Linked DNA regions of Homo sapiens: region 1 is linked to region 2. A link is a loop called in an ENCODE intact Hi-C map of the cell type or tissue named here. Cell type or tissue: HepG2. All regions are shown on one strand. Links, peaks and the distances in the headings refer to the core of each region. The heading gives the core; the rest is flanking DNA. Region 1 overlaps SNX6 (sorting nexin 6). Region 2 holds the start of SNX6 (sorting nexin 6).

The links. Peaks named below come from ENCODE experiments on the same cell type or tissue, not always from the same donor. Only the 100,000 strongest peaks of a DNase experiment are listed, where the experiment ranks them.
Region 1: it touches region 2 in a loop (2.2-fold over the local background); 2 of 110 quality-filtered maps call a loop at or near these places.

What each region holds. Positions count from the first base shown.
Region 1 is chr14:34,562,569-34,565,425 of GRCh38, forward strand. SNX6 (sorting nexin 6) reads right to left here. Exons shown (of 14, transcript NM_152233.4): 14 at 1-607. The coding sequence ends at 554. Among named protein-coding and RNA genes, the nearest start is that of EAPP, 24 kb to the left of the region's middle. In HepG2, for the core only: a CTCF peak has its summit at 1,869 (motif pointing right); a DNase peak (open chromatin) is centred at 1,868.
Region 2 is chr14:34,628,438-34,631,323 of GRCh38, forward strand. SNX6 (sorting nexin 6) reads right to left here and starts at 1,711. Exons shown (of 14, transcript NM_152233.4): 1 at 1,674-1,711; 2 at 1,470-1,517. The coding sequence starts at 1,679. RefSeq lists a silencer at 1,465-1,814 and an enhancer at 1,985-2,034. In HepG2, for the core only: a CTCF peak has its summit at 1,303; DNase peaks (open chromatin) are centred at 614, 1,321 and 1,774; H3K4me3 peaks cover 2,250 bases; H3K27me3 peaks cover 347 bases.

The sequences.
Region 1 (2,857 bases), core at 358-2,857, 66 kb before region 2:
AAATCATACTTATAAAGATTACATAAAATCTGTCCCAAAACGTCTAAGAAATATTCAGTAATTAAAAATAAGTCTGATTAAGATGCTTTACCAGGATACATGAATGAACTAAGGTGGTATATGCTTTTAAAAACAAAATTTAAAAAATTCAAAAAAGGCAATCTTTATCTTGTTTCAACAATGCATTCTGAAAAGGTTAAATTTCAGAAATTATTTAAAGGTAAATAAGAGTGGCAGCCATAAGGAATACTATTTATAAAATAAACAGAGTTATAGAGGCTACTTTAAAGAAGAATGAACTTTGGACTTCTGAGTATGACGAGTGCACGATGATGGACCACTGTCATGGGGAACACAGTGCGGCATCACGGCACACAGACTGGCATCGCCTGGGCGTGCGCTGCTCCATGTTTCTCAGAAAAAGAGGAGTTGATGCACTTTTTCAGCTGCTTTTTGTTTGTTTCCAGTGAGCATAAATGCTTAACATCATTAAGAAAACAAAAATAAAATTTGAAGGAAGGCAGCCCTTTTTAACAGGAAGGCGGAGTGTGGCTTATGTGTCTCCATTTAACACTGCCAGGCAGTTCTGCAGCAACTGTAGATTACCCTAAAAAAGGAAGAAAAAATAAATTACAAATTTTATTTCAAACAATTCAGAAGACTCCTACTGAAAATACAGTTAGAAACGACATAAAATATAGTGTTAGAAGCCGGGCGCGGTGGCTCATGCCTGTAATCCCAGCACTCTGGGAGGCCGAGGCGGGTGGATCACGAGGTCAGGAGATCGAGACCATCCTGGCTAACACAGTGAAACCCCATCTCTACTAAAAAATACAAAAAATTAGCCGGGCGTGGTGGTTGGCACCTGTAGTCCCAGCTACTCGGTATGCTGAGGCAAGAGAATGGCATGAACCCGGGAAGCGGAGCTTGCAGTGAGCAGAGATCGCGCCACTGCACTCCACCCTGGGCGAAAGAGTGAGACTGCGTCTCAAAAAAAAAAAAATAAGAAAAAAAAAATATAGTGTTAGAAGTCATATGACTTTATCGATATATTAGAAATTTTAAAACAGCCATTCATTATATACACATAAAGGTTTAAATACATAAAATTACATGATTTGTTTCACATACAATAATACTTTCTACATACCAGATTCTTCAGTAAATTTTTTTTCTTTTTTTTTTTCTGAGATGGAGTATCACTCTGTTGCCCAGACTGGAGTGCAATGGCACCATCTCAGGTCACTGTAACCTCCGCCTCCTGGGTTCAAGTAATTCTCCTGCGTCAGCCTCCCCAGTAGCTGGGATTACAGGTGTCTGCCACCATGCTCAGCTAATTTTTGTATTTTTAGTAGAGACGGGGTTTTGCCATGTTGGCCAGGCTGGTTTTGAACTCCTGATCTCAGGTGATCCGCCTACCTCAGCCTCCCAAAGTGCTGTGATTACAGGCGTGAGCCACTGCGCTGGCCTTTGTTTTGAGACAGAGTCTTGCTTTGTCACCCAGACTAAAGTGCAGTGGCATGATCTTGGCTCAGTGCAACCTCTGCCTCCCGGGTTCAAGCGATCCTTCTGGCTCAGCCTGCTGAGTAGCTGAGATTACAGGCGCGTGCCACCACGCTGGCTAATTTTTTGTATTTTTAGTAGAGACGGGGTTACACTATGTTGGCCAGGCTGGTCTTGAACCCCTGACCTCAGGTGATCTGCCCGCCTTGGCCTCCCAAAGTGCTGGGATTACAGGGGTGAGCCATGGCACCCAGCCTTCACTGTAGGATATTTAACAGCATCCTTGGCCCACCATGTACTGGTAGTAACCATAGAACACCCAGTTGTGATAACCACAAATGTCTCCAGATATTGCAAAATGTCCTCTGGGGGGCAGAATCACCTCTGGTTGAGTACTACTGTTAATAGAACAGTTATCAGAAATCTAAATACAGAGAACTCAGGTCAGAAAGAACTTGAAAAAGTATAGAATCTGGCCAGGCGCGGTGGTTCACGCCTGCAATCCCAGCACTCTGGGAAGCCGAGGTAGGCGGATCACCTGAGGTCAGCAGTTTGAGACCCGCCTGGCCAACATGGTGAAACCCTATCTCTACTAAAAATACAAAAATTAGCTGGGCGTGGTGGTGTGCACCTGTGTCCCAGCTATTCGAGAGGCTGAGGCAGGAGAATTGCTTGAACCCGGGAGGCAGAGGTTGCAGTGAGCTGAGATCACGCCACTGCACTCCAGCCTGGGGCAAAAAGAGTGAAACTAAGTATCAAAAAAAAAAAAAAAAGTATAGAATCTGGAAACTGGACACTGACATCAATCTCTAGAAGGACTCAGCAAACTTTTTGTGTAAAAGGCTAAATAATAAGTATTTTAGGCTGTTTCAACAACTCCATTATGCTACTACATAAAAGCAGCCACAAGCATAAATGAATGAACTTGGCTGCGTTCCAATAAAATTTTACTTACGGATACTTAAATCTGAATTTCATAATTAATACATTTAATACATGTCATGACTTTTTTTTTTTTTTTTTGGAGAAGGAGTCTTGCTCTGTCACCCAGGCTGGACTGCAGTGGCATGATCTCAGCTCGCTGCAAGCTCTGTCTCCCGGGTTCACGCCATTCTCCTGCCTCAGCTTCCCGAGTAGCTGGGACTACAGGCGCCCGCCACCACGCCCGGCTAATTTTTTGTATTTTTAGTAGAGACGGGGTTTCACCGTGGTAGCCAGGATGGTCTCGATCTCCTGACCTCGTGATCTGCCCGCCTTGGCCTCCCAAAGTGCTGGGATTACAGGCGTGAGCCACCGCGCCCGGCTGACATATTCTACCTTAAAGAAAAAAAAAACCCAACCATTTAAAAATGGG
Region 2 (2,886 bases), core at 1-2,500:
GACAGAGCAAGACTCCGTCTCAAAAAGCCAACAAACAAAAACCCAGCTAGGCATGGTGGCCCGTGCCAGTAGTCCCAGCTACTTGGGAGGCTGAGGTGGGAGGATCACTTAAGCCCAGGAGGTCAAGGCTGCAGTGAGCTATAACCATGCCACTGCACTCCAGCCTGGGCAACAAAGGGAGATACTGTCTCATAAAACCAAATAAATAAATAAAAGTTTTATAAAAGTCATCAGTTCATACTAACTACCTCATCTGTTATTACAAACAGCAATAACATCCCACAATATTTTATCACCTACCAAATATGCACTAACAGATGTCTCTCTCACATTAAAACGGATAAGAAAAAGCAAAAGGGAAAACTGAAGTGCAGGCTGTGAAATGTGAAGGAACCATGGAACCTTGCTGAATGGTAATTATCATATATCAACATTTTCCAAGTGCTCACTTGTACAAGGGACTATAAAGATTACCACCCTTCAGCCAAGGAAAAAGGGGGTGGAGAGTGGGGTGGGAGGGAGGAATCAGAGCCCGGAAGGCTCTTTCTGAAGTAGAATGCAACTAACCTCAGAACACCAAGGGCAGAATGGAGGTTATCAAAGGCCTGGCGGAGTGTGTATGTGGGGGGTGAGTGGGTGGAGCGTCGATGTTGGTCAAAGGGTACATACTTGAAATTTGCTTAGATCTCAAATGTTCTCACACAAAAAAAAATGGTAACTAGGTGAGGTGATGGATATGTCAGGTTGATTTTGGTACTCATTTCACAATGTATTCGTGTATTAAAATATAATGTATACCTTAAGTATATACAATTATCAACAGTATTTGTCAATATACCTCAAAGAAGCTAAGGGGGAATAAAACACCAAGGAAATCCTGCCAAAGACAGGATTTGTTGGATATTAGAAAAAGTAAAGATACCATGGGCTACCTGCACTTTGCATAATCTAGTAGGGCACTGGACAGGAGTTGATTCGGCTACTATAAAAATCCTTGCAAAATGGTAATGTAGACTACACCTGTACTATTTGAGAGAGACAGAAGGGTGGGCGGGAGCAAGTTCGAGATGTCCACACCGGGTGAAAATTGAGGGTGCCGCTGGGAAGGTCCGAGAATGGGTTTTCATGGCCCCAAAGTGTCGAGGGAGGGTGGGGGCGTTCCATCTCCCGCCTCCATTTCCACTTCGCCACCTGCACCCCGCCCCGCGTGGGAGTGGAGGTCCACCAGAAGGCCCGAACAGCGGCGGGGGACAAGAAAGCGGCCGCGGGTCCCCGGGAATCGGAGCCGAGCGGCCCCTAGGGAGGAAGGGCTGCGGGAGGGTGGGGCGCGGTGCAGCGAGGAAACCGAAAGGAGGACTACGGGGAGGGAGTGCCGCGCGGCTGGGGACCCATCCCCGTACCACACCCGGGGACCCAGGATGGGGAAGGAGGGTCCAGGGTCCCGCGAGCGAAAGGAAGGCAGAACTTACTCCGCGGTCCTCTTCTGAGAGGAAGTCCGGGCCGTCGTCCAGGCCTTCCTGTGGGGTCGGCGGGCACGGCGCGCCGGGGAAAAGGATGAGATGGGGGAGACACAAAGGGAGACATTAGTGACAGGCTGGCGCGGTCCCCGCGCCCGCCCCGCGCCCGCTGCCCCCACCGCGCTCCCGGGACTCGGCGCCGCGGAGAACACCCACCATCATGGCTGCTCCGAGGCGAGGGCCGGCGCAGGCGCGCATCTCCCTGCTGCCGGAGGGAGCCGGCGGCCAGGAGCGGGGCGGGGCGGGGCGGAGGCGAAGGGGCGGGGCCTAAGGACGGCCCGCCCCGTCCCCGGCGCTGGTCGCTCGAGTCCGTGAGCGAGGAAGGTTAACAGGGCCTTCTGCCCAAGGTCAAGGCACCGAAGTCGGGAGAGCCTGAAGACCCAGACCTCATGGCTGGGGGCACCTCGCAGCTGGCGGGCTCTGACCAGGGAAGGGCCAAAGGCCACCCAGGGAGCTCTCCAGTTCCCCTGCCCCGAGGGCTCCAGCGAAAAACGATGCAGGCGCCCTCCGGAAGCCATAATACATCATCTGGTCTTTGTATTATGCCACACGATAATTAATCACAATTAATATCATTTTGCCTATGGAAGTTGCTGGAAACAAGGACCTTCACACAGTCGGTAATCAGGGACTATAATCAAGCTTTTACCGCTGGCGAGGTAATAACTACCTCAGAGTTTGGGGCACTAATGGTTGCGAACTATAAAAATGAGCTGTTTTCATTACAAAAATATTCCTTTCCTTTGTTAGAAGAAATTTCCCCACACCTACTCTAACTGTCCAGGTGGTTAGCATCACACGGGATCCACAGGCATTTCAAATAACGGGAGAAAATCATACTTAATCCTAGAATCTACACGTTCCTGAGCTTGCATTCAGTTAAGGAAAGGCATCTTCAGATGTTCAGACCAGAAACCCTTAACCCATTGAAATCCGTACTCTAGGGGCCGGGCGCTGTGGCTCACGTCTCTAATTCCAGCACTTTGGGAGGCCAAGGCGGGCGGATCACCTGAGGTCAGGAGTTTGAGACCATCCTGGCTAACATGGTGAAACCCCGTCTCTACTAAAAATACAAAAATTAGCCGGGCGTGGTGGCGCGTGCCTGTAATCTCAGCTACTTGGGAGGCTGAAGCAAAAGAATCGCTTGAACCTGGAAGGCAGAGGTTGCAGTGAGCCGAGATTGCACCACTGCACTCCAGCCTGGGCAACAGAGCAAGACTCTGTCTCAAAAAAAGAAAGAAATAAATCCTTATCTCCCTTACTCCTCATATCCAACCAAATCCTATGGCTTCTACAATTGATTGTCCTTCATACCTCTTTTTTTTTTTTTTTTGAGACAGAGTCTCGCTCTGTCGCCCAGGCTGGAGTG